Regions from separate parts of the Homo sapiens genome. Here all the other regions are linked to region 2. Evidence: chromatin loops called from intact Hi-C (ENCODE). Cell type or tissue: PC-9. All regions are shown on one strand. Each heading gives the region's core, and the rest is flanking DNA. Links, peaks and the distances in the headings are about the cores only.

The links. Peaks named below come from ENCODE experiments on the same cell type or tissue, not always from the same donor. Only the 100,000 strongest peaks of a DNase experiment are listed, where the experiment ranks them.
Region 1: it touches region 2 in a loop (16-fold over the local background); 4 of 110 quality-filtered maps call a loop at or near these places.
Region 3: it touches region 2 in a loop (5-fold over the local background); 2 of 110 quality-filtered maps call a loop at or near these places.

Annotation. Positions count from the first base shown.
Region 1 is chr1:218,357,236-218,368,052 of GRCh38, forward strand. The region is part of intron 1 of TGFB2 (transforming growth factor beta 2); the gene reads left to right. Among named protein-coding and RNA genes, the nearest start is that of TGFB2-AS1, 17 kb to the left of the region's middle. In PC-9, for the core only: a CTCF peak has its summit at 4,279; no DNase peak of the experiment used is centred there; H3K27ac peaks cover 711 bases.
Region 2 is chr1:218,668,456-218,679,272 of GRCh38, forward strand. No RefSeq gene overlaps it. Among named protein-coding and RNA genes, the nearest start is that of LINC02869, 160 kb to the left of the region's middle. RefSeq lists a silencer at 5,872-6,166. In PC-9, for the core only: no CTCF peak of the experiment used is centred there; a DNase peak (open chromatin) is centred at 6,216.
Region 3 is chr1:218,458,743-218,469,559 of GRCh38, forward strand. No RefSeq gene overlaps it. Among named protein-coding and RNA genes, the nearest start is that of TGFB2-OT1, 22 kb to the left of the region's middle. RefSeq lists enhancers at 437-1,436, 1,185-1,479. In PC-9, for the core only: no CTCF peak of the experiment used is centred there; a DNase peak (open chromatin) is centred at 1,369; H3K27ac peaks cover 544 bases.

The DNA of each region.
Region 1 (10,817 bases), core at 1,060-9,059, 310 kb before region 2:
AAATCTCAAAGAGGAAGCTGGATGAGATGAAGGGGAGGGGCTGGTCGAGAGTAACTGCAGAGGGTTTGAGGAGTAGAAATGATATCAGAGAGGGGAAGCCACACTAAGGCCTTGGGTAGTTGTTCACAGTGCAACATATTCTCTCAGTGAGTTAGCATCCTGGCTTTCCTGGGGCAACCCAGTAACACCACTTCAGTGATGTGGAAAAACATTGCTGTCCAAGAGGAATTGAATTCACTGGCTTTAGTGTCTGTTAGGAGGGAAAGCCTCATCGTGCTGAGAAAGCGGTCCTCCCTGGGCCGGGACCATCCCTTCATTCTCTCAAATGAACGCTTGGATTTGTTACTGCCTGATAAGTCAGAAATGTTTGGCTTAGATGTTCCCTCAACCACAATGACTTGAGGAACTTAAGGCAAATGGAAAATGCTTCCTGGATATTGTAAAGTCCAAACCTTCTGGAAATAGTTTGAATGCATTTCCATCCCTCCACAGGCAGCTGTTTTTCTCTCACACTAGCATGTTCCACTAGCGTGTCCCCGTCCCTCAGGCCTTCCAAGCTATCTATATGTCGGTAATTATGAAACAGGTTATTTCTGAAGAAGAGACGCTGCGTTTCTGAAGAAAAAGTCATGGAGTAGCTATTTAAGAATAACACTGGTCTTTTGGAGTTGTTGTTTCAGGAAGTACTGTAGTATCTTTTTGGTCTTCTGAAAGAAAAAGAAAAACGTTGTGACTGTGACTTTGGCTCTGTTTATTTTACTTTTCTTATCTAACCCACACGACACTGACAAATACCACATCTGTCTTGACAAGCTAGTTTGCAAATAACTATTCATTCATAATTTTAGGCTATTGTAAGAATCCTTATTTGTTACTTCATCTTGTAAGCAAGAATGCAAAATTTGGTTTTGAGAAAGACACTGAAATGACCGCAAGTCCACTGGTCTTTGCAAATCTCTCCATCTGAAAAAGATGACTGTGTACTTTTTAGTGGATTTTCAGAGCTCTAAAATATTTATTGTTGCCAAAACATAGATGGGAATTTTCTGAGAAATATAATTTAATTTTAAAGTTTTGGATTCATTTCAGTGTTGGTAATGTCAGTGCTTCTTAGACCAAGTTTATCAGGGATTTTTCTGTTTACACCAGATGTAGCAGTAACTTTGTCATTTCTTCTATTTTGATTTTTTTAAAATATGATCATTTATTCCCCTATCTATTGGCTTAATCTCATTTTCACTTATTTTCACTTTTGCTTTGACATCTTATGGCAATATGACTGCAGTTGTTTCTACTTCCTTTATAGTGAACTCTTTTTTTTTTTTTTTTTTGAGACAGAGTCTCGCTCCGTCACCTAGGCTGGAGTGCAGTGGTGCGATTTCAGCTCACTGCAAGCTCTGCCTCCGGGGTTCATGCCATTCTTCTGCCTCAGCCTCCCGAGTAGCTGGGACTACAGGCACCCCCCACCATGCCCAGCTAATTTTTTTTAGTAGAGACGGGGTTTCACCGTGTTAGCCAGGATGGTCTCAGTCTCCTGACCTCATGATCTGCCTGCCTTGGCCTCCCAAAGTGCTGGGATTACAGTCGTGAGCCACCGCACCCAGCAGTGAACTCTTGTAATAAAACTGCTGGCTTAGAAACTCCAGAAAAGTGTGAATGACTTATTCTGATTCTACTTTAGACAGATAAAGAAACAATCACAGATGGAGGACTTTTCTGTGCAAAGGATGGGTGGTTTGGTCAAGGAACGGTCCCCCCAGAGGTCAGTCAGGGCTTTCTGTGGGGAAAATGTTTCTACATTCAAGTTCATCCTTGGCATTTTGGGCTCTGCAGGTTAACGAGAGGGAGACAGAGGAAGGAGTGCACCAAACCTCTGACTCCTACCTGGAAGTAGCCAAGCAGAAGCAAAGCTGAATAATAGCCATGACCTCAGGCTCTGAAGCAGGAGGTTCCACCTTCAGATGGATCTGTTAAACTTCACCACCCTGGGTTTCTTGTACCTGTCTTCACTGTTTTCTGTCTGAGATATCTTGAGGCATTTTTAAAACATTAAGTTGTTTTGGATAGTAATTTAGTCACTCATTTGTATCTCTTCATAGTATTAAGCCTTAGGTTATTATGTGTGTTAACTAAAATCACTGATCGGATCTCTAAACTAAGTCCTGAACTGCCATGATTCCACCTACTAAACTTACACTTTTCTTCTACGTAGAATGAGGTGACCGGTGCTAGTTTGTCCTGGAGAGAGAGGTATTTCAGAAGAATTCCACTGTCAGAAAATATCACCATCAATAATGAAACTATGTGTGTAAAGTCATGTCTAATTTTATTAACTGTTTGTCACAAGTACTCAGATTATAGAAAGAGGGTCTTGATCTAAGCTGACCCTGAATTGTTATACATTTGGATCAGTTTTCCCTTTCTTGCTGAGAATTCTCTAAGAAGAGTAGAAACTCATTGTAGTTCAGTGTTGGGAGGAATGATTGTACCCACTTACAGAGTTGCTATATCACAAGAGAGATGCATTGTTTGTTTGTGTGGAGAGGCTGGAGGGATTAGGGCAGGAGCTTATTTGATAGGGAGTTTAGTTGTACATTTGTAAGACATCTAATTTTACTTAAGATATCATTGCAGTAAGAATGGCTTTATCTCTATCCTATAGACCCTCACAGTAGACAAAACCACTACCTACTCAGAACAAATAGCCCTTATGAGGGAATAATTTTTCCTTGATTCACCTGATTGGATTGTTTTGAGGTCAAATGAGGTTCTGTAAAAGGCCTTGCTAACCTGTAAGGCATAATAACCTGTACCAGGGTTCTCAAATTTTACCATGCAAAATAATTACTGATGTACCTTTATAAATGTAGATTCCCAAGCCTTTGTCAGCCACTCCAATTCAGATTATAATTCAGTTCGTTTTAAGATGGGCTCCAGAAACCTGCATCTTGATAAGGCGGCCAGGTGATCCTTGTGCAGATAGTTCAGAAACATACTCTGGAAACACTGTGTATTTTTGTTTTGTTGCTTTATTTCTTAGCTGTGTCATTGCAGGCAAAAATAAACCCCAACATTGTTACAGTTAATTAACTTCCTAGTCATTTAATTACTTTGTAAATTACCCATGCGAAGTTTTAATTCTAGGACTGTTTCTATTTTATGACTTGTGTTACCCATAGTCCCCCATCATAAATTAGTGAGTGCCTGCGTTCTTCTAAAAATATCAGGTTTCTCACATGCACGTAGTGAGGGGAACAACACACACTGGGGTCTGTCAGTGGGGATGGGGTAGGGAGAGCATCAGGATTCATTGCTAATGCATGCAGGGCTTGATACCTAGGTGATGGGGTTGATAGGTGCAGCAAACCACCATGGCACACGTTTACCTGTGTCACAAACCTGCACATCCTGCACATGTATCCCGGAACTTAAAATAAAATAAAATAAAATTTAAAATAAAAAAAGTTATGTTTGTAAGACTATAAATGCCTCAGATTTTGAGAATTCTTTACATTTCTTTGTTACAAAGCCTTTTCGCATATATCCAAAGCCTCACTGTTCTAAACAGAGTGTATCCATACCTCAGTGCTGCTTCAATGATGTAGATGATTGAAAACTGATTTTTTTTCCTTTTTCTGAGACAGAGTCTCACTGTGTCACCCAGGCTGGAGTGCAGTGGTGTGATCTCAGTTTACTGCAACCTCCGCCTCCTGGGTTCAAGCGATTCTTCTACCTTAGTCTCCTGAGTAACTGGGACTACAGGCACGTGGCACCACACCCAGTTCATTTTTGTATTTTTAGTAGAGACGGAGTTTCACCATATTGGCCAGGCTGGTCTCAAACTCCTGACCTCGTGGTCTGCCTGCCTCGGCCTCCCAAAGTGTTGGGATTATAGGCGTGAGCCACCGCGCCCGGCCTGAAAACTGATTATTTTAAAACTAAGGTTTGCTTTCTGTAGACTGAACAATCATTAGCATCCTTACATCTCTATCTCATTCATGGTCTTAACTTCTAAGGCATTGGATCAGCACCAGAGCTCCCTGTCCTCCTGCCTTACTTAAAAACAAAAAAGAAAGAAAGGAAAGAAAAGAAGGGATTTTAATGCTGTTTTATAGCAGAGTGAAAGTAAACCAAAGGTGCATACTTGAGAACTGCAGGCTGGAAATTGCAAGTGACAATAATTACCTCATCTTATTCCCACACAGACTTCCTATGACCTGGGTGACCTTGGGATCTGAATTCTGTTTAATAGAATTGTCCCTCTTCTGCACCACGGCGTACACTGGCCTGAAGAAGGTGCTGTTTCCCAGGAAAAGCACTTAAATCCCCCCAAGAAATGCATAGGGCCATAGTTTGAAGAAAAAGTATTGCTAACCAAGTGACTTACTCTGCATATTCTACCTTTCTCTGGTTGTATTCTTTGAGATTTTTATTTAAGATAACTTTCAGCATCTCTTTTTAAAGGTCAGATACGAATGAGAAAACTTTGTCTGACTTGTTAATCTTGTGACAAACCGTTTATATCCAGTGTAGCTTCCTGTCTTTGCTGACTGGTTATTTGAGGGAATTTTCTTCCTGTAAGACTGTGGAGAAGCCTCTAAAAATAAACAGCATGGTTTCTTATTGGTGGGAACATATGTGAGCAGATGTCAGCTGGAAGCAGCATATGGTGGCAACATGATAGCAGTATGTGCTTATAGAATCCCCGCTGTTGGGTCTTCGTCTTCCATGCCACACTGGCCAGTCAGAGCCCCATATCTCAGTTAAAGAGTGTTCCGCCTAGAAGGTGTAATCCACACATTTGTGAAAAATCTGCCACTGGGATCTTGATAGTGGGCTGAATATTGGACATGGTAAGTTCCAGAGTATGGAAAAAGTCTTTGTTATCCATTTAAAAATCAAGTGATAAGAGGCACACATATGGCAAAAATAAAAAATAAATCAAGAGAAGAGTCCACAAAGCCTTTGTCTTGTGTTGAAAGAAGTTTTCAAGTCAGGTCTGAATAGTGGCAGTGTTACTTCTAGAAGACGTGCTCTATAAACATGGAAGGTGCATGGACTCCCAGTGTATGAAAGGAGCCAGGAAAGAATGATATTCATGCCAGGCCCTAATAGGCAGTCAGGGCTTCTTTTGTCACACAAGTTAGACAACTGCTCATATTCCTTGACCACCTTTTGTCTGTCAGTCTGTTTTAAATATATCATCTCATTTCAATTTTATAAAAACCCTCAGAGGCAGGGTTACGTCTGCCTCATCTTACAGACTTCTCCATGGATTCACAGGAAATCAGTGACAGAACAGGGGTTTGAATTAACATCTTCTTCTGCAAAAATTCTATATTTTTATTGACCTTACCACCAATGGAAAAAGTTTTGAACACTCAGCAATATTTCCTCTTCAATTTGAGATATTTTGTGGGGGAGGGGGTGTGCTTTCTTTTCTAAGAATATGGTGGGCAAAATACAAATTGGGTTGCTGTTACTTTAAAGAAAGTGAAGTTCAAATTTTCCAGATGTAATAACTATTGTGGAAGATGCGTTTAGTCCATTTCAGAGAGCTCTAGCTTTTTAAACTGTAGGTAAGTAGCCCCAAACCAATATTCACTTGTATTTTTGACTCATTCAAGAAGGAGTTTTCACATGCGGGTTAGAAATGATGACAGGTGGTTTTAAGAACACTGAAATCTAGGCCAGCCAAATGAAAACCAAAGTTTTATTCTTAATCGGTAGACTGTCTTTTGTCAAAGGAGGTCAAAGCCTTTCTTATTCATCTTTAATATAAATCAAGGTATTTATTTTACCGTTTCAGTATGTAAATTGTACTCTGTTATTTTAACATTAGAACGTGCTAAAGGGAAAACTGAATTCAGGAGTCTGACTGCTGGTTAAGGGATGCCAGAAGATCTGGGACTAAAATCTGGAATCCTCCTTAGATCCTCAGTGTCTAATCCCCTGGCCCCAGGTAGCAGGGACCTTATTTCTGGGGAAATGATAAGAACATTCAATGAGTCCCTCTTCTACTTTGAATCTTTGTATAGTTCTGTGCCAGGCATCTCTTCAGTAAAATAGCTAATGACTGTGCTTTTTAAAACTCCTAGCTGTCTGCCCAGTTGTTACAACACCCTCTGGCTCAGTGGGCAGCTTGTGCTCCAGACAGTCCCAGGTGCTCTGTGGGTACCTTGGTGAGTACACTTGTCTGCTTTATTCCTCGTTTGACATAGTTATATCAAATCCATCTTTAGTGTTTGTCTCCTGTGGGGAACTTGCCAGAGGCAAGATGAGATTCTGAAATGCAGCCTTGTACCTGAGCGATCACAAAGGTGCCTAGAATTTTTTTTAGTAAGAGTTTACATGAGAAAAACTGATGAATAGCTTTGAAGTAATGCAATGACTATATTGCAGCATGTAAAAGAATGACTTGTGGGGATGAGATATGTGTTTTAGGGGTCACAGAGTGATTTGACATACACCTTTCCTGATCCCCATGGAGGCCACTCTCTGGAGGGTTGGACAGCATGGCCTGAATGTCAAGGGAATGTTCCTTTTTATATCTTTATTTGTATCTATGTTCTTGTTCTTGACACATAGTAGTTGCTCAATTAATGTTTCTTGTCCTGAACCAAAGTGAAAGGAGATTTTCTCTCCTTTAAGGTTCTAGAGCAAGCTTGTCCAACCCTCGGCCTGCATGCAGTCCAGGATGGCCTTGAATGCGGCCCAATGTAAATTTGTAAATTTTCTTAAAAAATTATGAGATTTTTTTTTGCAATATTTTTAAAGCTTATCAGCTATCGTTAGTGTTAGTCTATTTTATGTGTGGCCCAAGACAATTCTTGTTTTTCCAGTGAGGCCCAGGGAAGCTGAAAGATTGGACGCCCCTGCTCTAGAGGGAGACCTGTCGGGGAGTTATGCTGCTGATTATTTGTGACCTTTGTATTGACATGTCTCGTTTGCTTAAGGAAATGGATCGTCATGGGTCAGGCCCTCAGCCAACTGGACCTGTGAGCTTGCCACTTGCTCAAACCACTTAGCCCTGACCCTCGGAGCAGGTGCAAGCTCCTCAGAGCCAGCACCAGGTGTTAGGCTGAGGGGTACAAAAGCCAGAAGTCCTCAACCCTTTCTTATTGGGAACACTGATTAATTCAGCCATTTATTGAATGCTTACTATATGCTGGACGATGAGTCCACAACAAAGAATAGAGCTTGGGTGATCCTGACGCTCAAGGAATTCAGTGGCTAAAGTTATCCCTGAACCATGCTCAGGAAAAAAGGAAACAGACTTGCAATCCTGGCATTGGTTCACTGCATATTTTTGAGGCCCTGAGAAGGTTTGGATTATGTTGATTCTAAGTGTGGGTGGAGGTCCCGGCTAGAGACAAAAGAAATGTTTTTATTATCCTAGGAAAAGCCTAGGTCACTGGATACCCTATTCTGCAATGTATCATGCCTACACATTGTTGGTTAGAAATCAGTATAGTTTATTTACAGTGGCCTAAGCTGGGGTTTCCTCAAAAAGAACTCATTCTGTTGAGAATATACGTTGATTTTAGTACAGAGAGCCTCAAAGTGGCTACAAGCTGCAATGTGAATAAAAAGAGTGAAAAGTTTAATCATGCCTTTAAAGCTCCCGTTTGTGAGTCATTACGTTTTGTTTTTATACTCTAAATTCTAATTTTATTTCACTAGCTCAACCAAGGAGTTAAACATCTGATTTTTTCCCCCTAGCTAACTGGCTATTTGGAAAGGAAAACGGGAGGGAATGAGAGAAAGAAAACATTTGTTGAATACCCCCTATGTCCCTGGTACTTAAGACACATCATCCTAATTTTCCCCACATTGGTTGGTCAGGGAGGGCCAGAATGACGATCCCCATTTTTTAGGAAATCGTGGTTTGGAGAGGTAAACACCTTGTCCTTGGTCACAGAGCTGGCTGGTGACAGAGCCAAAATCTGAATTCAGGTCTGGCCCAGATGCCACCATACCACAGAGACCCCAAACTTTTCCCCCCTTTTTTGGCTTTTCCTTTGGAATCCTGTCCTGTTAATTTTGTAACTTTCTTGCCTACTACTTGGGATTAATTTCCTTTTCATCTTTTCCTCCCATAGTAAACAAAGTGAGAGGCCTACCCTGGTTCTTCGGGCGGTTTTTCTTCTCAGACACTCCTCACTTGGGGTTATTTTCGGTCACTTAATTGCTGCGAGCTTCTGTCTTCCTTTGGTGAAAAAGCATTGGAAACCCACCCTGCTCCTCAGCGAGTCAGGGAAAATCAGGAGTGTCTGAGGGTGTGGAAGGGGAGATGGGGCGCAAGCTCCACATAGATTCCCATAACAGTGGGAGGCTCTTCCACCTTGCCTAGCTCGCAGGCTCTGGAAAAACCCTGCAGACCCCTTTCAGACCTTCCCTGCAAGGCTGCTGAGCAGTGGGGCTCTGCATTTTTTTTTTTTTTTGTCTCTGTTCTTAGAAATAGTAATTGAGTAAAAATGTAAGTGAGTGTATGCCAGGGGGCAGGCATCCAGGGTCAGGGTGAATTTCTCCATGCTGAGTGTGATTCTGAACACTCGTTAAGTGAAGTTGGCCTGTGCCAAGCAGCTCCAGGGCCATCCCTGTCACCTTGCGTGAACCGCCTCTCCATTCCAAGGAGATGTTGGGAGCGGCTGAAGTGAGCGTGAGGCCTGTGGCGCCTCTTGCTTTTCTCACTCTAACCTGGGTGTTGTTGATAACGACGTGTTCTGACACTGACAATTGGACTGGCAGCTCTGATGCTGCATCAGCTTTAAATTAAATACCCTGGAGGAGAAAATAGTCCATGCTCCTCACAGCCATGTGACTGCGAAATCATTTTTCTCTTTTCAAGCTTATTATCCCCAATAATATTGGTTAAGATGTGGTTAGCCTGCCTAAAGGTTTTCCTATTAAGACATAAGAATCCAGTGTGTAAGCAGTAGAGATAAGTCTCTCTATGAAGGAATGGATTAATAGTCATGAAGGCAAATATAATTTTTTAAAAAGAGTATTTACTGAATAAGAGGCTTTTAAGTAACTTGGTTAAGATTTAAAGGTGGTATTTCTCTCTCTCTCTCTTTTTTTAGAGACAGAGACAAGGTCTCTCTGTTGTCCAGGCTGGAGTGTGGTAGCATGATCATAGCTCACTGTAACCTCTAACTCCTGGGCTGAAGCAATCCTCCCACCCCAGCCTCCTGAGTAGCTAGGACCACAAGTGTGCACCACCACACTGGCTAATTAAAAAAAAAATTTTTTTTTAGAGATGGGGTCTTGCTATATTGCCCAGGCTGGGCTCAAACTTCTGACCTCACACAGTCCTCCTGCCTCAGCCTTCTGAAGTGCAGCGATTATAAGACATGAGCCACTGCGCCTGACCCGAGGTGGTGTTTCTCAAAGTGTGATATGCATTTCTGTCTCCTGGGACATCCATCAGATTTCTTGGCCCCATTTCAGAGCTGCCAAGTCAGAATCACTGGGGTGGGTGGAGCTGAGGACTCTGCACATTTTAAACAGGCACTGCAGGTGCTTCTGACGTCACTAAAGTTTGCAGCTGCTCAAGTCAAAGGATGCTCTGATTATGCACATCTGTTTACTCAGTCATACCACATGGATGGATTCAGATCCAGTGGACTCTCTGTTTGATCAGCTGGTCCTTCAAGTGTGACCCTGAACCTACAGCCCCTGTGGAGTTTTTGCCACGTGCTTTCCATTTTCCCAAATGCAGGCAAATATTGAGGTAGTTTTTAATAATATTACTTGTTATTAAGAGTACCACACATACCCTCTGCTCACTGTTCATCACAGAGGAGAACAATGAGTGTGCAAGGAAGTAAATTAATCGTGTGTGGGTGTTGGATGTTATGTATTTCTGCACTCAGATGCCTTCAACCGGGCAACGGTGGAGTGGGGAAGGGACTTTCAAAGCTAGTGTTTAATGCATAAGTGACACATACCATGTATAAGGTAATATGTAATTCCCTGAGGTAGCATTTGGCCAAAGCGCTGCTGACCTCTTGGTGGCCTGAATCGTGTTCTGAGACATTCCATGGGGTAAGGACCTAGCAAACAATGGAATGTAAACTTTACTATCTCAGCCAAACTCAGCTTTGGGTAACTGCAGGTTTCTCTTTCCAAACAGTGTTTTGTTCAACCAGAGGCATTAGAGCAGGCAAGAATCTGACCAACCTATTAAGAAGCAAAGTTAATGATAAATCACTTGGTATTTTCTTTGTGCAACCCTGTGCCCCCTGGTATTCTGATGTTTTTGAACCACCTAATACTTTGAAGACAACTGTACAGTATGGATATTCTATAACTACCGTAGATTTTTTGGCTATTGAACTATTTACAGAAATACCCAGTTCTCGTATGTGGTCTACATCACTAAATAATCTGATTGAAGTGTGAGAAGAATGACTTGATAGTGTTCATTTTACCTCCGCATAAGTCTTCAGTTAAAAGAGCTGTACATTAACTGCAAATACAGATATAATTTTAAGATAAATGTCAAATGCATGTAGAGACCTTTGGAAGAGAAAGGTGAAGAGAGGACGTTCATTTTTTTTCTTCTTCTTCTTTTTGAGATGGAGTCTCGCTCCTCGCTCTGTCACCAGGCTAGAAGGCAGTGGTCCATCTCAGCTTACTGCAACCTCCGCCTCCCAGGTTCAAGCAATTCTCCTGCCTCAGCCTCCTGAGTAGCTGGGACTACAGCCGCACGCCGCCACTCCCAGCTAATTTTTGTATTTTTAGTAGCGACAGGGTCTCACCATCTTGGCAAGTATGGTCTCGATCTCTTGACCTCGTGATCCGCCTGCCTC
Region 2 (10,817 bases), core at 1,879-9,878:
CTGAGTAATAAAAGAAGATTTATGATTGGTCATTGAGTTCAAAGCCACTGTGACCAAGAAAACCCCAGCAACTAAGAACAACTTACCAGCAACATGACCTTGTTCAAAGTCTTTCAGGCCGGGTGCGGTGGCTCACGCCTGTAATCCCAGCACTTTGGGAGGCTGAGACGGGCGGATCACGAGGTCAGGAGATCGAGACCATCCTGGCTAACATGGTGAAACCCCGTCTCTACTAAAAATACAAAAAAATAGCCGGCATGGTGGCAGGCGCCTGTAGTCCCAGCTACTCAGGAGGCTGAGGCAGGAGAATGGCGTGAACCTGGGAGGCAGAGCTTGCAGTGAGCCGAGATCGCGCCACTGCACTGCAGCCTGGGCAACAAAGCGAGACTCCGTCTCAAAAAAAAAACCAAAAACCAAAAAACAAAAACAAACAAACAAAAAAAGTCTTTCAGAATCCTAGTATCTTCATTTCTACAATGTGGATGTTTTTGAGACACCAAAGAAATTATAAATAAAGATAACAGCAATAACCAATGTGGTAGCCAGTCTCTGAGATGGAGTCCTACCTCCTGTTACTTATACCCTGGTATTTATATCACTCCTCCCTCATTGTACCAGTGTTGGCCTGTGACCAACATAATACGGCAAGGATGATGGTAGGTTACTTTAGAGGTTAGGTTATAAAAGATCTGTCTTAGTTATGCTTTTTCTTTCTCTCTCTGTCTCTCTCCCTAGGGGAAGCCAGCTGCCATGTTGTGAGCAACCCTATGGAGAGACCCTCGTGGTGGGCACTGAGGCCTCTGCCAGCAATAAGCTGAGGAGCAGATCCTTTATCCCACTCAAGCCTTTGGATGACTTCAGCCTTTGCCAAGACCTTTGAGTGCAACCATATGAGATAACCCAAGCCAGAAGCACTAGCTAAGCCACTCCTGGATCCCTGCTCCTCAAAGATTCTGTGACATAATATACGTATTTTTAATTTAAAGTACAACACTTTGGGGGTGACTTGTTATGCTGCAATAGATAACTAACATGACCATATAACAATAGGAATAATAACCAACAAATCAGGTCCCTTTTCTTCATCAGAAGGATTTCATGATATTGCTCAGGTCTAGACTTGGGTATGGCGATTCCAATGGAGTGACTTCATCCTTCTGACTCAGCATCTAACTTCTGATGCTACATTGTCCATTTACTGGAAAACTTGTTGCTTATTCCATGTTGCCTTCATTAATTGCCACTACTGATACCTAGTACACCAGTCTCAAGAGCAGCTATTCAGAAGACAAAGGTCTCTGATAGAAACAGATGTTCTGTTCATCTTTTTTGCTGCTTATATTAAACCATTGCAACAGATTTGTTGCCTTGATTCTGATTGTAGATGTTTTGCACAAATTATATCCCTTTTTAAGTGGCAACAACCACTCCTAGAATACATACACAGCATGATCAAACCCTCATCATTTACACCTCAGTCCTGAGCCACTTGTTTTTTTTTGCTTTTTGTTTTATGTTTTTTTTTTTGAGACGGAGCTCGCTTTGTTGTCCAGGGTGGAATGCAGTGGCGCGATCTCGGCTCACTGCAAGCTCCGCCTCCCGGGTTCACGCCATTCTCCTGCGTCAGCCTCCTGAGTAGCAGGGACTACAGGTGTGTGCCATCATGCCCGGCTAATTTTTTGTATCTTTAGTAGAGACAGGGTTTCACCGTGTTAGCCAGGATGGTCTTGATCTTCTGACCTCGTGATCCACCCGCCTCGGCCTCCCAAAGTGCTGGGATTACAGGTGTGAGCCACCGCGCCTGGCCGAGCCACTTCTTCCATCAGCCCGATTCCTTACCTTTTTGGCCTTTTTTTCTCACCACTGGGTCCTTGTCTTATCTCTGCTTCCCTAATTCTGGTTTTCTATTCTTCAGTAAATGTCCTACTCCATCTCACTTGGTTCTGAGATCTTTCTCTCCTGGTGCTGTCTCCATTGTAGAGAACTGGCCATATATTCCTTGACACTGTCAGTCAGACTCAGAGAAAGTCTAGCTCTGTTGTTTGTTCTCACCTTTAAGACATTGCCTCTGAGTGTCTGGTTCTAAACAATGCCCTGTCTCTCTTGATTCTTCCAGATGCCCCATGTGGAATTATTCAGCCATCATTAGTCTGGGCCAGGGTGGCTTCTGCACCTGTCTTCATCCTCAGATATTTTCAGCTTTATCTTGTTGTTTATATCAGAAACCCTTGTTGTTGATGATGTTCTTTTCTAAATGTAGACTGCAATGGTTCTCAATCATGACTGGCGTTAAAATCTCCTGAAGAAAAAAAGAGAATGCTTACATACTATTGGCGGTAATGTAAATTAGTTCATCCACTGTGGAAAGCAGTTTGGAGATTTCTCTAAGAACTAAAAACAGAACTACAATTTGATCCAGCAATTTCTTTACTGGGTGTATATCCAAAGAAAATAAGTCATTCTATGAAAAAAATATACGCACTTGTACATTCATTGTAGCACTATTCACCATAGCAAAGACATGAAATCAACCTATGTGTCCATCAATGGGACTGGATAAAAAACATGTGGTACATGTACACCATGGAATACTATACAGCCATAAAAAAGAATGAAATCATGTCCTTTCCAGCAACACAAATTCAGTTAGAGGCCATCATCCTAAGCAAATTAACTCAGGAACAGGAAACCAAATATTGCATCTTCTAACTTATAAGTGGGAGTTTAATATTTGGCACTCATGGACATGAAGATGAGAACAATAAACACTGGGGACTACTAAAAGGGATGGGAGGAGAGTGAGCATAGAAAAACTAGCTGTTGGGTACTATGCTCACTACCTGTGTGATGGGATCATTTGTATCTCAAACTCCGCATCAAGCAATATAACCATATCACAGACTTACATGTGTACCCTCTGAATCTAAAATAAAAGGTGAAATGGTTAAAAAATAATATCTCCTGGAAACATTGAAAAATAGTCAGATGCCCAGATCCTATTCCAGATCAGTCATAAATATTTATGAAAAGCTTCCAGTTGATTTTCCTGAGTATCTAGGGGATAGAACCAATTGTATTCAGTGAGGGCCAAGAAAATTGTAATGCTGTGCCCACTAAACAAAAACCATCTGGGAGCCAGATTCACACTAGGGTGGCCAGTTTGTGACCTCTGACTAGAGGGTGTGTTGACGGTCTTGCTGGGAAGCCAGGGGCTTTGTTTGTGTACTCCCACAAGATCCTCCAGATGGGTAAAGGAAACAGTGAGCAGAGAATTCAGAAGCAATTAGCTAGTGCATACGCTTCCAGGGCAGCCCTGCTCCAAGAGGACATCTGATAACCTGCAGATAATTATAAGTTTATGGCGAACAAACTATTGCTGAAAGATGGCATCGTGCACAGCTGTTGTTTAGACAAACCCGCTGTAGAGTTTTGGACTTGGCACTAGGAATCCCTAACCGTGGCTAAACAGAAAAACTCTGTTTGTGCAGATGGAAATTCAAGATAGAATGAGTGTCAAAGCTTTAAGAACAAAAGAAACAGAAGCTTGTCTGTTTTGAAAAGAATAAAAGTGCTGGTGTATAGTGATATAGTTCTTAATCTACACATGTGAATGTCCATATGCTACTGCAGTTGTTAACTCCAAATCCAACATTAAGAAAATGGATTTGATCTTTGCATTAGTGTGTAGAGCAAGATTCTCAAACTGAGTAAATTATAATTGCTTTCCAATCTATCTCCCTTAACATGTTTATACATAGTGTTTATAAGAGGTGCTAATAATATACATAGCAAGTGCTTTCTGATTTCTTTTTAACATTTTAACATAGCTGTTTAAGAAATTTTAATATAATCTCTGCTATGCTGATTAACTGATAGAAATGGTATTAATGACTTTTTAAGATTTTAGTTCATTCTATTCATAAGCCAGATGCACAAGGATTAAACTGTATCCATAGTCTTGAGGAATCCATAATCAAAGAAAATTTAATATTTAAAATTGGAAGTATTTAAAAAAATTTATCAGTATTCCAGCCTCATTCTAATTGGTGATTCAACTTATTGGGGGTAAGAGCACCCAGTGGGGCACATGGGGTCTGTCAGTCCTTGAGATACACACAGACCTTTTTGAATCCCGGCTTCATCACCCACACATTATGTGACTCCAGGCAATCACTCGACCTCTCCCACTGAGTGTCTAAAAATATCACAATACCTGCTTTCCCAGCTGATTTTTGTTATAATCAGAAACTGTAAATATAAAGCATATCATATACAAGGTACTGAGTGCACACTCTGAGCAGATACTTGGTTAAGTGCAAGGCAAAGAACAAGAAGCGCAGGGTACAGTCTGTCTTCTAGCAGCTGACAATATATTTGAGACAATATAGGCAAATGATTAAAAGGAAATTAATTAAAAATACAGGGTACTTGCATTAAGTATTTAAGTTCAGATGAGATATCTATCTTTTATAATTTGTGTATCTTGCATCTAATATGCCGTAAAGTTTCCTGTTATTAAATAGATCCTTTAACCCTCACCCTAACTCTAACCTCATGTGTAAAAAATATATAGTTTAATTTCATCCTTAACATAATCATTAAGAGACATCACTTTATTGATAAGAAGTAAGTTAAAAATTTTATCGTAACGGTGAGATATGTAATTCATCTATGTCATTAGTCAGAGGTTCAAATATGAATCAACTAAATGCTATTTGTAATACAGATGGGATTAATAATTCCATCTATATGTTAATAATATTAGCCTTGAGACAGGCGAACTGCAACTGTCAATCTGCTGGTATCTCAGGCCAAGTGGGTTGAGATCTAGAGCAAGTAAGCCCCAAAGTGTGCGTATAAGTCAGGTTTCCATAACTACCAGTGGTTTGGTAGGCAGGCTACTTTCCAAGGACTGATCTTCAGTACAAAGGTGGTCAAAAGGCTGCTGGAGCAAAAGGTAGGTGTGAATCATCCTAGGTGCTAGTCAGAGTCAATAAAATTAATATAACCAAAAACAGAGCAGGGATTCTGGACATACAAATTCAGACAGAAAATAGGAGGTTTAATTTCTTTCCTTTTCTGTGAAATTGGCCTAAAATGAAAACTTTTCATTTTGCATTAATGACAGTCTAATATTAATGATGGGTAAATTTCATGACACTTTCACAAAGATAGACTTTATCTTCATAAAATTATTAAACTTGGTTATAACATTAGCGAGTGTTCAGTCAGTGAGGTTATGGGTATATGTTTTCTATGTTAGATTTTTGAAGATAAACCTCCAAAGATAGATTTAAATCTATGGTTAAAGGTAATGTCATAGATAAGTGACATGATTCATGGTCATCTCAATTTTTGCTGTGTCCTCATGATACAAATTGCTTTGACCACTTTAATTAAAATGGTGTTCAATAAAATATTGGGGGCTCTATAAACTAAGCTTTTTGATGTAGTATAGAGCAAAAAAAGAAAAAAAAAAGATAGGCTATGCTTTTCTTTCATTTTGCAGCCACAACAAGAATTCTGTATCTCAAAATTTGAAGACTCATGGATACTCATGAGTACATGAATAGTATGGAACTCAGGACACACAGATTTTCTTCAAAGATACAATTTCTGAAAGCCTGGAGGTCTTTAAAGACAATAAAATAATCCCTTAAAGTATTTTTCTTTAATTGTCTGAACAAAAATGTGTTGTGCTCTTAGAGGAGACACTTTTAATGTCTGAAGAACATATGAAACCCAGTGCCTTAGAACAAATTCGAATTCAGAGGGAAGGTAACTTTATTTGGAAGTTATAGTGTCCTGAAACTAACCGAACTTGTGGAAAACAAGCAGCCTTCTTTCCCTTGGAAGGCCTTTGGGAAAATATGTCTACAAGTGTCCCTGTGGAGTCAGTATTTCGGAGACAACATAGGAACCACATGTCCTTTTCCTTGCCTGTCCAGCGATGTCTAATGTGGGTGTTCATTGAGCCTGACAACCAGAGTGTCCTTAAAAGCAGCTGATCTCATTCTCTGTGGGCGCTGAGTTCCTCGTTCTCAAAGTCAGAAGTCATGGATGAGTCCAGAAGCTCCAGCCCTGCCCCATGACCCACCTCTCTGCCTGACAGTCTCGGTGAGAGAGCCAGAGCCAGAGCCCTCAGACCCCTGCTGCCATCAAGCAGCGGAACAGCCTCTTTTGTTATCAGACGGCTCCAAGAATGCGGATGCAGCAGTTAGCTCACTCTCTTAAGCCTCTTGTGGTTAACATGAATAGCATTCTTTCAATTGCTGCCGATATGAAATATCCTAAGTCTTCAAGTCAACAATTAAAAACTCAAGGTCATATTTTTACAGGAGATACTGAAAATATTTGCATTTGGGAGGTAAAACATTTTAAATTGGAGTGGTATGTGTATTTATTCTGCATCTAGATGTTGTAAAATGAAGTAGAGGTTTGTCAGTTATTCAGGTTTTATGAGGCTGGAGAAAGTCAAGACAGATGATATGCTCCCCAAATAAGATCGATCTATCTATCTATCTATCTATCTATCTATCTATCTATCTATCTATCATCTATCTGTCATCTATCTATCATCTATCATCTATCTATCTATCTATCTATCTATCTATCATCTATCTATCATCTGTCTATCTATAAAGATATATATATAAAGATATCTATCATCTATCTATCAAGATATATATATCTATATATATAAAGATATCTATCTATCATCTGTCTATCTATAAAGATATATATCTATATATAAAGATATCTATCATCTATCTATCTATCTATCTATCTATCTATCTATCTATCTATCTATAAAATTGCAGAGGCTGACTACTTAGAAAATAGTTATTTTTGGTTGCGTAAACCAAAATGAACTTATCTTCTTTATCCTTCAGTTTTCCTATAGAGCATAATTTAGCTCTTGAAGATGAGCATAATTTTTACTTCACAAAGTTAGAAAACCCTACCCCTCTAACTTTCAGCTTTTATATCTGTAAAATGAGGTAAGACTACTACTTACATAGCCTGTCTCATCCTGTTTATCTGCAGGTATTATAGAAGCATAGCCAAGATGTACTAACATGCTCTCTGGATTTGTTTTCTCAGAAGTTTGTGTTTTCTCCTTTTTTTTTTTTCAAATCTGTGTCTCCACCCCAATTTTCCACCACTTCCCTGGAGTACTTTTTCCATAGTCACTCTTGTTAAGATTCTAACAGTATTACCTAGCCTCCCACTTTCACTATTCCTTGGAATGATCCCTTTCCTCAAGCTAATTAACTGCCTCTGTACCTTTAAGGGTCAGTTTAAATATCACCAACTCTAGGGTCCCTGAGAGCCCCACCAGCCCCACCAGGTGTTACACTCCTACTATCTTCCATTAATTCCAAGGACCCTCCATGCATTCTGTGCATACCATTTCATGGCACTTATGCTGAACTGTAATTTCTGATTTACATGCCTGACCTGACCATATTTATAACACTATATATATTTTAATACTGAAAGTTCTGGCAGAGTACTTACTTGACACATAGTAAGTGCTTATTAAATGCCCATTGAGTCAATCAATCAAATAAATAAAATAAGTGAAGTATTTTGTGCACCATTTGATTCTAAATACCTGCCTAATTTCATTTTTTTTCTAAAAATTATTGATAAGTTAGAACATAGGGGAGAAAGATCCATTCATCAGACACTTCTCAATACTGTTTGGAAGAGCTGACATGGAAGAATGCAGGAAACTTGTTTGCATACTGTGTCTGTGCACTGAACTCCCTATTTTGTGTAAAATATAAAAGTAATAAATTTGAAAGTAACATGCTAATATCTCCAGATCTTCATGGGTTGATAAATGTATTAAGGTGACCAACATTACAATTGCCAAAGTAGATAAATTTATTCCTTTTAGGAAGCTGAACAGTAGTCCAAGTTAGTTTAGCCACCAGGAAAGAGGTTCTGCCATGGAAGACAGGGTGGGAAGAATGCCACCATGGACCAGCAGCAAAGTCTTGGATACAGAGGGCCCAGACCTAGAGAGGTAGGGAAACAATATGTCTTAGTGTGCCCGGGATCATCCCTGTTTATACAGGCTGTTTGAGCATAATTATTTGTAGCACTCTGTTTCTCTCTTAAAGGTGTTCCAGGTTGGAAAGTAGTTAGAAGGTAAAAAAAGATGGATTTATCTGCTCATGAGTGCTCTCATCTTATTTCTTTCCCTTGTCTACCAAGGAAGAACAACACTTACACTACATTAACTAGACCATTTTGCATCAGTGGGTAGTTATTTCATTTTTAACTGGTCTAATATTACTTCTATCCTTTCTCTTTATAAAATAACTTGGAATAAACTCTATCATTTCATAAATTAAATTGTGTGAGTAAAATTAATGGTAATTTTACTGAAATCTAACCATGGGAATTTTTTGTCCTTATTTTTAGTCATTTTGTTCAAACAACTTAGAGCTGAAGTGGAAGCATGCAGACTTTTCCCAGAGATAAATTCTTCCTGCTTGACCTTCCAAAATATTAAGTACCTGTAAATTTAGAGGAAAACTGCAGCAGAATCAGGATAGGCACAAAAAGTAGCATAGAATAATTCCTTTTAGATGGCCATTCCTGTCTAAATTACAAGTTGAGTCTTCCCAGTATAAAGAAACAACTAATTGTGGTTGGCCTCATACATGGTTTGGGCTGAGGTTGGGGAAAGGATAGCCGCAGTGGCTGTAAACTCAGCAGCTAAATCGAGCTCTTTGGGTTCAGTGCACGTGGACAAATGCTCCTGCGAAAATCCTCAAGTTTAAGACGCAGGGTTTTCCCCTTTAACGGGCAACAGTCTGCCATTGAACTGAGAACCCAAAGGCTTTGTCAGGCAGCTGGAGGATTTGTCTGGTACATGGAGAGGAAACAGACAATGGCGGAAGCAGCTCAGATAAGTTTTGGAGAATTTCAAAAATGTGAGGGATCAGAATCAAAGTGTTCTAAGGAAGAAAGAAAAACCTGCTGCCCTTTTCTCATTTCTTATTCAGACTATAAGCATGAATCTGAAATCCTCTAAGCCTGCATGACTAGCCCTTCCTTACTCCTAGTGGGACACATTTTCAGAAGCTCCTTTTCATCTTTTTTTTTTTTTTTTGCATTTGACTACATGCATTTACTAATGAGCATATACAGGTAGAGACCTGCAGTCTCAGAACACCTAAAAGTTTCCATTTATCTCAGTCATGTTTTTAATTATCACCACCTGTTTTCCATTTCCATGTATATGAACGTAATCATAAGACCAATATTCTGTAACATATTGGATAATTGCACAAACTGCTGTGTAGGCAGTCAAAATGGAGCTTTTCCCCGGATAGATGGTAAAGACAGATAGTTCTATGTAAGAGCTTGAAATGTTTGTCTGATGATGGATGAATGAAAGTACATATTGGGCGTAGCAAAGACTAGTTAAGGGTGTTCATAGGAAAGTGTGGGATGTGCAAGGTTAGATGTATGAAAGAATACCTACACTTCACACATACACCTATGCACATCTACACCTCTATCTACACATATACCAATGGCTCCATGGGTGCTCACGAAATTAGTTTCATAATTCCGTTCTCAAGACCCTGTTTCCCACAATGTGCACAGGGAAGGCTGAGCCACCATTACTAAAGATTAACTCATCTTCAACAATAGCCTTTTTATCAAAAGGAAAACAAAACAAAGCAATCCTGCAGAGAATAATTCAACCATCCTTATGTTTTCCTTCAGATTCCTCTTTCATTCTCCACAGTGGCCATTTAAAATATACATGTTCCTCAAATTTATTTACCTATTATCTCCCCTTTCCAAAAGATAACCTGACTTCCCAATTTCCTACTTTCCAGGGAAGGTGGGTGAACTATGATGGGCTCTCCGTCAATCTCTACCCACCAATCTCGGGGCTTAATAGACCACTCCTATCATCTCTCTCTCTCTCTCTCTCTCTCTCTCTCTCTCTCTCTCTCTCTCTCCCCCATTGTAACGGAAGAGAAGTAACTTCTTTTAAAGACAAGTATCTCATAGTTTGTTCTGGATCTCATTCTCTCTTGCCTTCTTACAGACACCTTCCTCCTTTTATTTCCTCATTCACTTTACAGAAGCTGTTTACTATAAGGTCACCAACACCTTCTTTTGGAAATTTATCAGCCTATCATACTCACTTTCTCCAAAATATTTGACACTGCTGATCACTTATTCTTACTTGAAATTCCTTCTTCTGTTGACGTCCATGATACTAGGATACCATGATCCATGTATGTCATGTATGTGCAAGCGTGTGTGTGTGTGTGTGTGTGTGTGTGTGTGTAGCCCCTTCTCTTGTCAATCTTTTTGTCTATTTGGAGAATTCAGAAAAAAATAAATTCTTTGATAAGTTAGAAAGTAATAAGGCAAGAAGTAAAGCAAGGGAAAGAGATAGGAAATGCTGGAGTTGAGGAGACTCAAATTTTAAATAGGGTGGTCAGAAAAGTCCTCACATTAAAAGAGAGAAAGAGAGCAAGCCATGAAGCTGTCTGTGGAAAGAGCTTTTCAGGCAGGGGGAGCACCTGATGCAAAAGTGCTGAGGAGGGAGACATTAGAAGTTTTCTAGTAAAGGAGTGACATCATCTGACTTATATTTTAACAGCATCACTCTAGCTGCTCTGTTAAGAATAGATAATAGTGGGACAAGAGCAGAAGCTGGGATGCTAACTGGGACGCTACTATAATAATATGTTGTAAGGGAAATAGTTGTGTTTTAGGTGGGGTGGTAGCAGTTAAAAAAAGTATTTGGAAGTGCTCAGATGCTGTATAGC
Region 3 (10,817 bases), core at 840-8,839, 210 kb before region 2:
TCTATATAGAAAAATAATGAGACACATAGTAAATTTGTAACAGTTGTTACCTAAGAGCAGTAAGATTTGGTGACACTGTCATTTTCTTTTTTGTGCTTTTCTATACTTTCTAGATTTTCTATACAAATATTTAATAGTTTATCATTAGAAAGCAGAAATGTTACAAAATTGTTCATGAAGAATTGCTGATATCATACAAAAAATATATCTAGTTCGATTTGAAGTGGCAAGCAGTATAGAAAAGTGCATGCAGAGAATAGCTGAACCTTGAGAAGAGCAAACACTTCCATACTGCTTACTTTATCAGGCACTGATTATCAGCACTATTAAGTGCTTCGCATTTATTAATACACGTAGTCTTTACAACAACCCTATGAGACAGAGTCTATTACAGTCTCCATTTCTCAGGTGAGTAATGTGAGATAACCAGAGAAGTAGATGGGCCAAAGTCATACAGGTCTTAAAAGGAGGAGCTAAGAATACAAAAGCAGGCAATGAGCTCCAGAGCCTACGCGCTGACCTGCTGCTATGCAATGCAGCAGAGAAACGGACCAAAAGGCTCACCGTTCTTATCTCTGTGTGATGCGAGACTAGTTCTTATCTCTTTGGGTTAGTATTATTTTTTGCTTTACTATCTTCACATAGTAAACACACATTATTATACTGACAGATATATTTTATTCAAAAGATAGAATCATTAAACCACATCAATAACCCAAAGCTAATAAGCACTGCCTATGTCAAGGGGTTTGGTAAGGATTCCATATAAACGGAAAGGCCCTCTCTGTGTAAGGTAATGTGACAATTTTGCTAGCATTGTGTCAGCACAGTGCGGGCCCTTGATTGTTCTTGCTGACTTTCTGAAGAGCCACGGGGTGGAGGGGATGAGGCCTGAAAGGGAAGTGCGTGGAGCTTACTTAGGCAGGTGGCCAAAATGGCGGCTTGGCCTCTGCAGCAGAAAGACACCGGGCAAAAGTGCATCTAGGATATTTGGGAATAAGATTCAATTGTCTCGAGTCCATTGCCTTGAACCCTGGGTCTATTTCTCTTTTGTCTGTAGCCTGTCATCTGAAAAGTGTCGTGTTCCAAAAACATTTTATTCATTAAATTTAGCCCCTGCCTTCCTCTCCTAAAAGTGGATCTGTGTTGTCCAGGTTTCTGACGCTCCCCCTCCTCTCCTGGAAGTCCCCTGGGCAAGACAGGAGTAAGTGCAGTGGTCGAGATCATGGCAGCAAAGGTGACCTTGTCTGCAAATTGCACATGTCCTTCCTTGCCACAGAGATGGGATTCCAAAACAGACCCGGTAAAAGCCAGTTGAGGAGTTTCACAGAGTCACAGCAGGGTGTTCAGCTTTATACATAGTTGTGGGATGACTCACTACCAAATGCTTCCTAAAAGAGACTCCTTAAGTTACGGTAACATTTTAGAATGGTATTTATAGTGCCAATAGAAAATAGGAGGGGCAAGTTATTTGGAGCATTGCCTTTTTCTGCACACTCTCCTCCCTGCCAGCTATTTCTCTTTTTCAGTTTTCACATCTTCTTTGTCCCCTGCCTGAAGGCAAAGCCTGCAAGAGACAGCCTTCTGATGGCCAAGGGGCTCTGCAGCTGACCCCATGTACTGGCAATAAACAACCTTTCAAATGTTCCCATTATATCCCCCTCTGTCCCAAATCCCCACCCTAGCCCCTCCAGCTAGACCCTCCAATCTGCTATGCTCCTTCCAACAGTTCTGTTCTCTGTTTATTAACAATTCAGATGTACTGTCTTGAAATGAGTGGAAATGCCAGAGGTTATTTGTTCTGGTTTCCTTCCACTGTGTATGCTCCGTTTCCGTGGCTGTCTGTTGGTTACCTAGGATATGGCCAGGGGAGGCAAAGGATTGGCCAGGAGCTTGGATGGATTCCCTGGGAGGCTGTGGAGCAGGGCTTAGTGGTCAGTAGGATGCCCTAATTGAGTGCCTGATTAACGACTCAATGACCCCTTCTGGGCTGGGCTCACAGTGTCCTCTCTAGGACTCCAGGAGTTCCACATCCATACCCCTGTTTTGGCTCTTCTTCACTGGTATATAAATTTGTCTATCTGTCCACCACAAGGCTATAGGATTCTCTAAAACAATGATTATATATTATTCTGTGTTGTGCCTGGCACAGTTCAAAGCACACAAATGGTGCTTGATATATGTAGGTCAAATTCATACCTAAATAAGCACTTACTCTGGTTTTTCTCTTTTTTTAGTTTGAAATAATTTTGGCTTTTAACATTCCAATAATGATTTTGATGGAAAATACACCGCATATTTATTAATCACCAATTGCATCGAGACCTTTTTAGCTCTATTAACTTCTTTACCCTTCAAAATGACTTTATGATAAAGTAGATATTATTATCATCCTCATCAAATTACATATAAAATCACCATGTTCAGGGAGTGTAAGTAATTTTGCCTGAGATCTCTGTTAGGAAGTGGCGAAGCCAGGATTTGGGTCTCTGGGTGTCTTATTGCTTACACTGCTCCGTAAAGCCCCCAAACTAGACTGCTACCTATATGTATGCTTTAATCATGTGAATTCAACTGGAAAAATGTGCTGTTTTGAAAGTCACTCAAAGAGTTAATACTGGAAATAAATGAATGGCTATGTGGAAATTTTAAAAGTTTATTATCATGGAAAATTTCAAACATATACAAAAGTAGCAAGAAGAATACAGAAGCCTCATGTATCCTTTATTCATCTACAACTGCTTTATTTACATTATTCTTCACTTTCCCTTTTCCTCCACTGGATTATTTGGAAAGAAATCCCAGATAGTGACTCAATTGACTAAGATCTTTAAAATTGTTAACACAATGATATTTCTGCTCCTGGAACATAAACATGCTTAGACAATTTTGGTAAAACCATCCAAAGAAACTGATTCCCTCTGGTTGTTAGAACTATTCAGCTGCTGTGTGTGTGTGTATATATATATATATGAGTGTGTGTGTGTGTGTATACGTATATATATGTATATACACACACACATATATGTGTATATGTATATATGTATATACACATATACACATATATGTGTGTGTGTATATACGTATATATATGTATATACACATACATATGTGTATATATAAACAGCAGCCAAATGGTTGCTGTATATATATATGGCTATATATATATATATAGCCATATATATATGTGGCTAACCGTTCACTATATATGGCTGACAGTTCACATTATCCTCAGACCCTATTAGTTCTTCTATTAGTTCTTTAGAGTATGAAATATACCCTACATAAGTGGAAAGCAAGAGATCCTCTAAAGTGTACTCCTCCGTATTTTAGATAGACTTACATTTGGGAAATAAACATGTAATTTTGCATGTCCCAAGTGAACCTCAACAGAGTGCTCTAGATCAGCATAAATGTATTAAACTTTCAGGTGCTATTACTTTCTTTTCCGTTGCAGATTTTATATGCAGTATCACATAAGTGAGCTTTTTCCATTCTCTTCAACGGAGTCTCTGTCCATTTTTTCAGAGGCTGGTTGTTGGTAGTAACAGCAGGAACATCGCCAGCATTTTACCATGACGCCCTCAAGAGTTCAAGACTGGTTTGGAGAAACATCCAACATTTAAATGTGTATAGAAAAACTTTCAACCACCCCAGCAATTTTTACAAAAGTTTTAGGAGAAAGCCTTATCAAGAATGATCTTTTATCTGGGGGAAACTGTTACAATTTTACTCTTCAGCATGATTTGGGTTTTGATCAAAACTAGAGATTGTGACAGTGGGATTTTATGCAGAGGTCTGAGGTGTATATGCACATGTGTGTGCATGTTTGTGCACATGCACGAACATACCAGACCAAGCAGGTGGGTGGAGAGTGATTTGTAAAAGTGACAGGAGGGGCACATGAGTGAGAACCATTTTGGTGTCTGTAGCTTTATGTACTTGGGGATGTCAGGTCTAAAAATAACTCTCCTTTGGAACCATTGTTGTTTATCTGTATCCTGGGTTTTCCCATTCTTAAAAATACCCTGACATACATAAAAAGACTGTATTCCAAAGGTTAATGCCCATTAATCCGAAGGGAGTGGTGAGTAAATTCCTTATATATCAGTCTAAGAATAGGTCTTGGAGCTATTCAAGTGTGTGCCATCATGTGAGCAGTTTCTTCTTTTTTTAAAGGAAGCAAATGGTAATGGTTGGGGAAGAAAAGGAATAAACGGTAAAAAAAAATGGATAAAAGGGTTTGGATAAAATAAAATTTACCCTAAACATGTCTCTGTGGCTTGAAAGAATCACTGCATAGAAAAGGTTTTATCTGGGGAGGGGTTGTGGGGGGAGAAGTTGTCTGAGAATATTTTCCCCGCTGTGGCATTTCCCATTGGAGCCTAACCCAAAACTCTGAAAATCCAAGGAAAGTGAGCACTTTTATTTTATTTCTTTCTTTTTTAAGGCTGCTTTGCACTGTGATTTTTTTGACTCAAGGGATTCTGATTCTTTCCTCTGCATGCAAGGATAACAGGCCCTAGCCATGTCCAGCTTGCCCCCTCAACACAGGTCAGAATCCCTTTCGGATTTCTGTTTCCAACAGAATGTCTGGCAACCAGACTTTCTGAATCAGCGTTGTTTCTGCACCGCTGCTCCCGACACGCTGGAGGCCAGGCAAAGAGCAAAATACAAAGAATTGAAACTAATTCCGCAAGGCTGCTAAAGGTTTCAGATACAGCCCAGTTTCCTCTCTGAATCCGTTGTTCTCCTCTGTGCCCCTTTATGCTTCTGGGCACCACACTCTAGGCGAAAGAGTCTCCTGGGACCAACACCTAACCAGGTTTCCTCACAGTACCTGTTTGTATGGTGAGTTAAAAACAAGCAAAATTTAAAAACGGTGTACATCTGGACAAGTTGGAAAGGTCAAATGGATTTTTTTTTTTTAAGGATGTATTTCTGCATGACTCACTGGGCCTTCTCACTTCCTGCTAGAATTATTACAAAATATATCTGGAAGACAGTGAGCCCGCTGATGACTTCCCTTCACGGACTACACACAGGCCTGCTGTGGTATCAGGCGCCCCTTGGCCAGCTGCCCTCTTTCTTGGTCCCCTCTCCAGGGTCACTAGCAAAGACACAGACTGGCCACAGATAACAATTACTTCTCCCAAGCTGGCTTGTTCCATTAAGCATTTTGGGAAAACCAAATGGCTATTGATGATGATTGAGATTTTGCTCATGTGCAGCCCTAAAGGGCGGGAAAAACACCACTCTGGAAAGGTATTGGATGATAGCTGTGAATGACATTTCTTATGACGACTGCTATTTTGAAATGTGCTTTGTAATAATATTTCAGGCACTCAGTTTAAATTTCAAGTTCTCAAGCAAAATTATATACAGTAAGGAGGAAACTTTCTGCTCCCCTTGCAAATTTTTGTTGGTGGTATTCTCATAATTCTATTTTTTTTCTTATAGGACAAATTTATGTGTCTTCTGAGATATTATTATTATTATTATTATTATTTTTAGAGGGAGTCTTGCTCTGTCCTTCAGGCTGGCGTGCAGTGGCGCTATCTCGGCTCACTGCAACCTCCGCCTCCCGGGTTCAAGCAATTCTGCTGCCTCAGCCTCCCGAGTAGCTAGGATTACAGACAAGAGCCACCACACCCTGCTAATTTTTGTATTTTAGTAGAGATAGGGTTTCACCACTTTGGCCAGGCTGGTCTGGAACTCCTGACCTCAAGTGATCCGCCCGCCTCGGCCTCCCAAAATGCTAAGATTACAGGCCTGAGCCACTACACCCGGCCCTGAGATATTATTTAGATGTCTCCTGAGATAATTAGTTGTATGTTCCCACCCCTCCTCTTTATTTGTAGTATTTTCAAAGACAGATCTATTTTAAAATGTCACCAATTTAGATAAAGATGGGAACCTTTTAAGTACTTATAAAACATTAGTGTTCATGCAAAAAATAAATGTTATAACAACAGTTATGCTATATCCAGTCCCAGGCCCACCTCTTCTCTTAGATCCTCCTCTTGCCCAGTCCTTGGAATTATTTATTCACATCCAGTGCTGCCAGCTCACCACTCTGAATCTTTAGCCCTAACCTCTCCCCTGAGCATTGTTCACCCATCTCTAAGGGTCAGTTGAATAATTCACTTACATGACCAGTCACCTAAACCTTACGGTTCTCACCTGAGGTGATTTTGCCCCTCAGGGGATATTTGACAATTTCTGGAGGTTTTTTGGTTGTGGAAACTTAAGGGAAAGGTGCTATTAGCATGGTGGGTAGAGGCCAGGGCTGTTGCTAGATACCCTAGAATGCATGAGAAAGGCCCTCATGACAAGGAATTCTCTGACTCACAATATCCATAGTGCCTAGATTGAGAAATCTTGCCTTAATCTAAGAAGAAATTTATTCAGTTTTTCTCCTAAATCCCACTTTTTCCATTAAACATTTTTTTCTGAGTGGGGAGCAGTGGCTCATGCCTGTCATCCCAGCACTTTGGGAGGCCGAGGTGGGTGGGTTACTTGAGCCCAGGAGTTCAAGATCATCTGGGCAACATGGTGAAACCCTCTCTCTACAAAAAAAAAATAATAATAATAAAAATAAAAATAAATTAGCCTTGTGTGGTGGTGCACGCCTGTAGTCCCAGCTAAGCAGGAGGCTGAGGTGAGGTGGGAGGGTCACTGGAGCCAGGGAAGTCAAGCCTGCCATGAGCAATGATTGTACCACTGCACTCCATGCACTCCAGCCTGGGTGACAGAGAGAGATCCGGTCTCAAAACAAAACAAAAACCTTCTCTGAACAATTCTAGTTATTCCTTCCTTTGAACTCTACTGCGTATTTGTCACTAAATGATGTACTGCTCTATATTATTTTTTTGGATGTGTGTGTGTATAGTTCGTCTCCCTAAATGAATTTGAGATTTCCTGGCAGCAGGGCTTATCTCCTCTTTTCTTTTTGTGCTTTGAACTATGCCCACCCCAGTGCTCTGCACTTAGCATATACTCAATATGTTTCAGATAAATGAATATATCTTCAGTGAATGGTTGAATCCTAAAGTTTAAAGACGATACATTGGGGTGATGGCAAGGCTTTCCCAAGAAACTTAGACAAGGGGTAAGAAAGGTTGCTGTTAGAAATCTAAAGAAATTAAATAAGCATATAACAGAAATAGCGTGTCTTCTGGGGTTTATAGAAATAGTAATTAGATGTTAGTTAACTATAATCTTAAACTTTTAAATAAAGACATGCAGCACAAGAAGAAAGGAATAACAGAATTAATAATTTACCTTCAATCTTAGAGGATTGAGATGGCTGAATTTGGGGGACACATATGTGGAGGATTGTTCTCTGTGATATGATGGAAATTTTATTGAACCATGTCTTCACTTAGATGACATGATCCTTGAGACATTTCCCTTCCATTTGTTTCAGTTCCATGCCAACCAAACAACATTCAGATTAATAACCCAGTTTCCCAGCTGGGAAGATGGGAACGTTTCCATCAGCGTGTGCAAAGGGATACCTTAGCTAGGAGGGGCAAACATTCAAGACTCTGGACAGAGATATCACCCATAATAAATTAGTAAATTGGTCTTTTGGCTTATATATTAATCTCCTGTGGACTAGTGTGTGAGTGGCTCCCCAAGATTCTGACCATGTCTGGGATTATTGATAAGGTCCGTTTGCTGGGCTGCAAAGTCTGAGGGCCAGATCCTGGCTTGTGACTCATTCACTAAAGCAATGCCATGTTGAAAACTGCTTGACCAATGGCTAACTGGCTGTTCCCCTGTGACATCCCTGTTTTGCCCCAAGCCATTCTTCTGAGCTTCAACAAATCTTAATGATTTCATCCCAGATCCTGAAATTATCACTTTGTTTTTTAATCTCCTAAGTACTTTGAAAATTCCATTCATACTTGATTTGGAAATATTCTATCGGAAAAAAACCAAAATGCCCACATGCAGCTTCTTTTTAATAAAGGAAACGAAATGGGAAGGTCAAATTGCTTTTAGAACTTTTTATAGGCCTGGCAGCACTGGAGACATTTCATCATTGAAGAACGTGTGACAAGTAACTGGGACCATTTGCTGAGGGTTTCTCGGGGACAGACCAAGAATAGCAAAAGAGATCTTTTCTAAAACACTCCATGATTTGATTCGGTTTTCCTGAGAACAGCTAGGACTAATTAGAAATAACTTACAGCTTGTATTAGTTACATGTGAGCATTTGTTACAAGCTCTCATATGCAAAACAAAGATTGAGTTCAACTTGATTCATCACTCTAGTTCTCTTTCCATGTTCTGCTCACATCTTTTCATTTAATTGCAAGAGTTTCTTGTTTAATGTCATTAATTAACAGAGGAAGTTGGGATGAAAATATCTTGAGTGCTCCACCTAATTATAATCCCAGTCATGAATGCTGGAGAAAATGTGGCTTCTTACTAAAAGGAAAACAGTCTAGAACAATATTATGCAGTTTATAAATTCCACCGAACCGCTGTACAAATAAACAATGCTACTGAATCACACAACAAATCATCTCACAATTAGGCCACACAAGACCAGCTGCTTTATAAAGGAGACTGTGAGCCCAAGAGAAGGACTTTGAAGATAAATATTGCCATATGTGAAAAGGGAAAAAATTCCCAACAAACCTTAATTGCACGGAGCTTCATTTTCAAATGCTATTTGCCATGGGAATAAAGGATTTCGTGTTGTGACCCGTGACTATTGTAAGCATCATCTAAAGTGTGGGAGATAGAATGACGGATCTGATTGGAGGCCCTGTACGCCTGGCTACATGTGAAATGTGCCTCCTTGCTTCATCTCTTCTTCCCTTTTCTCATCCCACTGGCATTTCTCAACACTCAACATATACAATTGATTTCCCATTAATTTATGTGGATTGTCCACTTTGTACCTCAACTGAAGAAAAATGTGAAATGCAGGCTGGCCTCTCAGAACTATAACTTGGTGGGTATCCCCAGGGCTCAGACTTATTTTAATATTTGTTAGAGTTCAGCAAGAAGGCTATCTAAATTTGATGATCCATTCCAAAGCTAAGCATTAATGCCCTCGCTTAACTGCAATTCTTAGATTCTCCTTGCATTTGACAGTAACTGCAATTCTTGGATTATGCTTGTTATCACTTCCTTTTTTTTATACCCTTGACAGTGACTGCATTTTTATCTTCATTTCTCATTTATGTCAACTGGTAGCCAGAGTAGGACAATCATACAGGAAAAAAGAAAAAAATACAAATAAAAAACCTAGAGAAATCCCAAGATACTAGAAGCTTAGGGAATAGAGCCAAGATTTGCAGGTCACAGCCACCATCATGAAGCCCAGAGTGTAAAAGTCACCCAGAAGACTAGAAGGAAAATTCAAGGGATAGCTGACTCCATTTTTAATATTTTAATCTTTGTAAATGCAATGCTAGAACTTTTTAGAAGAAAATGACGTCTTGTTATTCTTACGTATATAATGTTGATGAGGCTACTGTCTCTTAATTCATAGGTGTACAACCTTTCCACTTATAGGGAGCCTTCCTTTGGTCCATGATGGGTGAAGTAGCAACATGGACATTACAGCTGTGCTTTTTCCAGTGTCGTCTTTGCACTCTGTTTCCTGCAACATGTTTTGTTTTGTTTTGTTTTGTTTCGTTTTTTGTACTTCATGAAGGAATTTCTTCTCTCTCCTTTTATTTTCTGTATATAAGTTCAGGGGTCAAACCTGCCTGAAATAAATTAGAACCTCCCAAAAGGACAACCAAGCTTATCAGATACCCATAGTTTATAAGTGTCATAATATGATGCAGAATGTTTTGAGGTTGGTGATGGAATAAATGTTATGTTTTTTGAGCAATTACCATCATCTGTATAAAGTTTTATTTTAGAAAGCCTAAGAAGAAAATTAAAAGGTCAAGAAGAGACCAAATCCTTTATTCTTTTACTATGGGAATGTGTCATTAACAGAAAAAAAATTGTGAAACACTTATTTACTTTAAAAGATACTTAGAATTTAAATTATATATAATCTGGGAGATCTTTTCTCCTGTGTAGTTAGTTACTAGTCACAGGTCATTATCTCCAAGAGTGTAAATCAGACTTCCTCTATTGTTATTTTCTCAGAAGCTGCTTAAGTCATAGCTCTTCCTTTAATTCCGCTTTATACTCGTAATTAGAAGTGCTAACACGATAAATGTCTACAGTGATGTTGAAAAGAATGATGGTCACCTGACCTTTTCTTCTATGTTAAATATGCTAGTTCCTGTTTGTTATGACAGAAGTGTAGCACAATAGTTAAGATTATGGGTTATGGAGACACACATATTTTTCTCATAAAGTCATGTGTGTGCGGCTGGGTACAGTGGCTCACACCTGTAACCCCAGCTTTTTGGGAGGTTGAGGCTGGAGGATTGCTTGAGGCAAAGAGTCTGAGATCAGCCTGGGCAACACAGCAAGACCTCGACTCTACAAAAAACTAAAAATAAAAAATTAGCCAGGCTTGGTGGCACATGCCTGTAGTTCTAGCTATTCACTACTTGGGAGGCTGGGGCAGGAGGATCACTTGAGTTCAGGAGTTTGAGGTTACAGTGAGCTATGATTGTACCACTGCACTCCAGCCTGGGCTGGGCAACAGAATGAGATTCCATCTCTTAAAAAGAAAAGTCATATGTGTATAGAAGTGCTCCATTATTAAAGGAAAATGGTATAAATGAGATCAGCTTGAAGCAGGTATTGAAGGCAAAGGTAAATTGCACATGCAAAGGCACAGATGTTGACTAAAGAAGAAACGATTTCAGCCTGGTTTATAGATC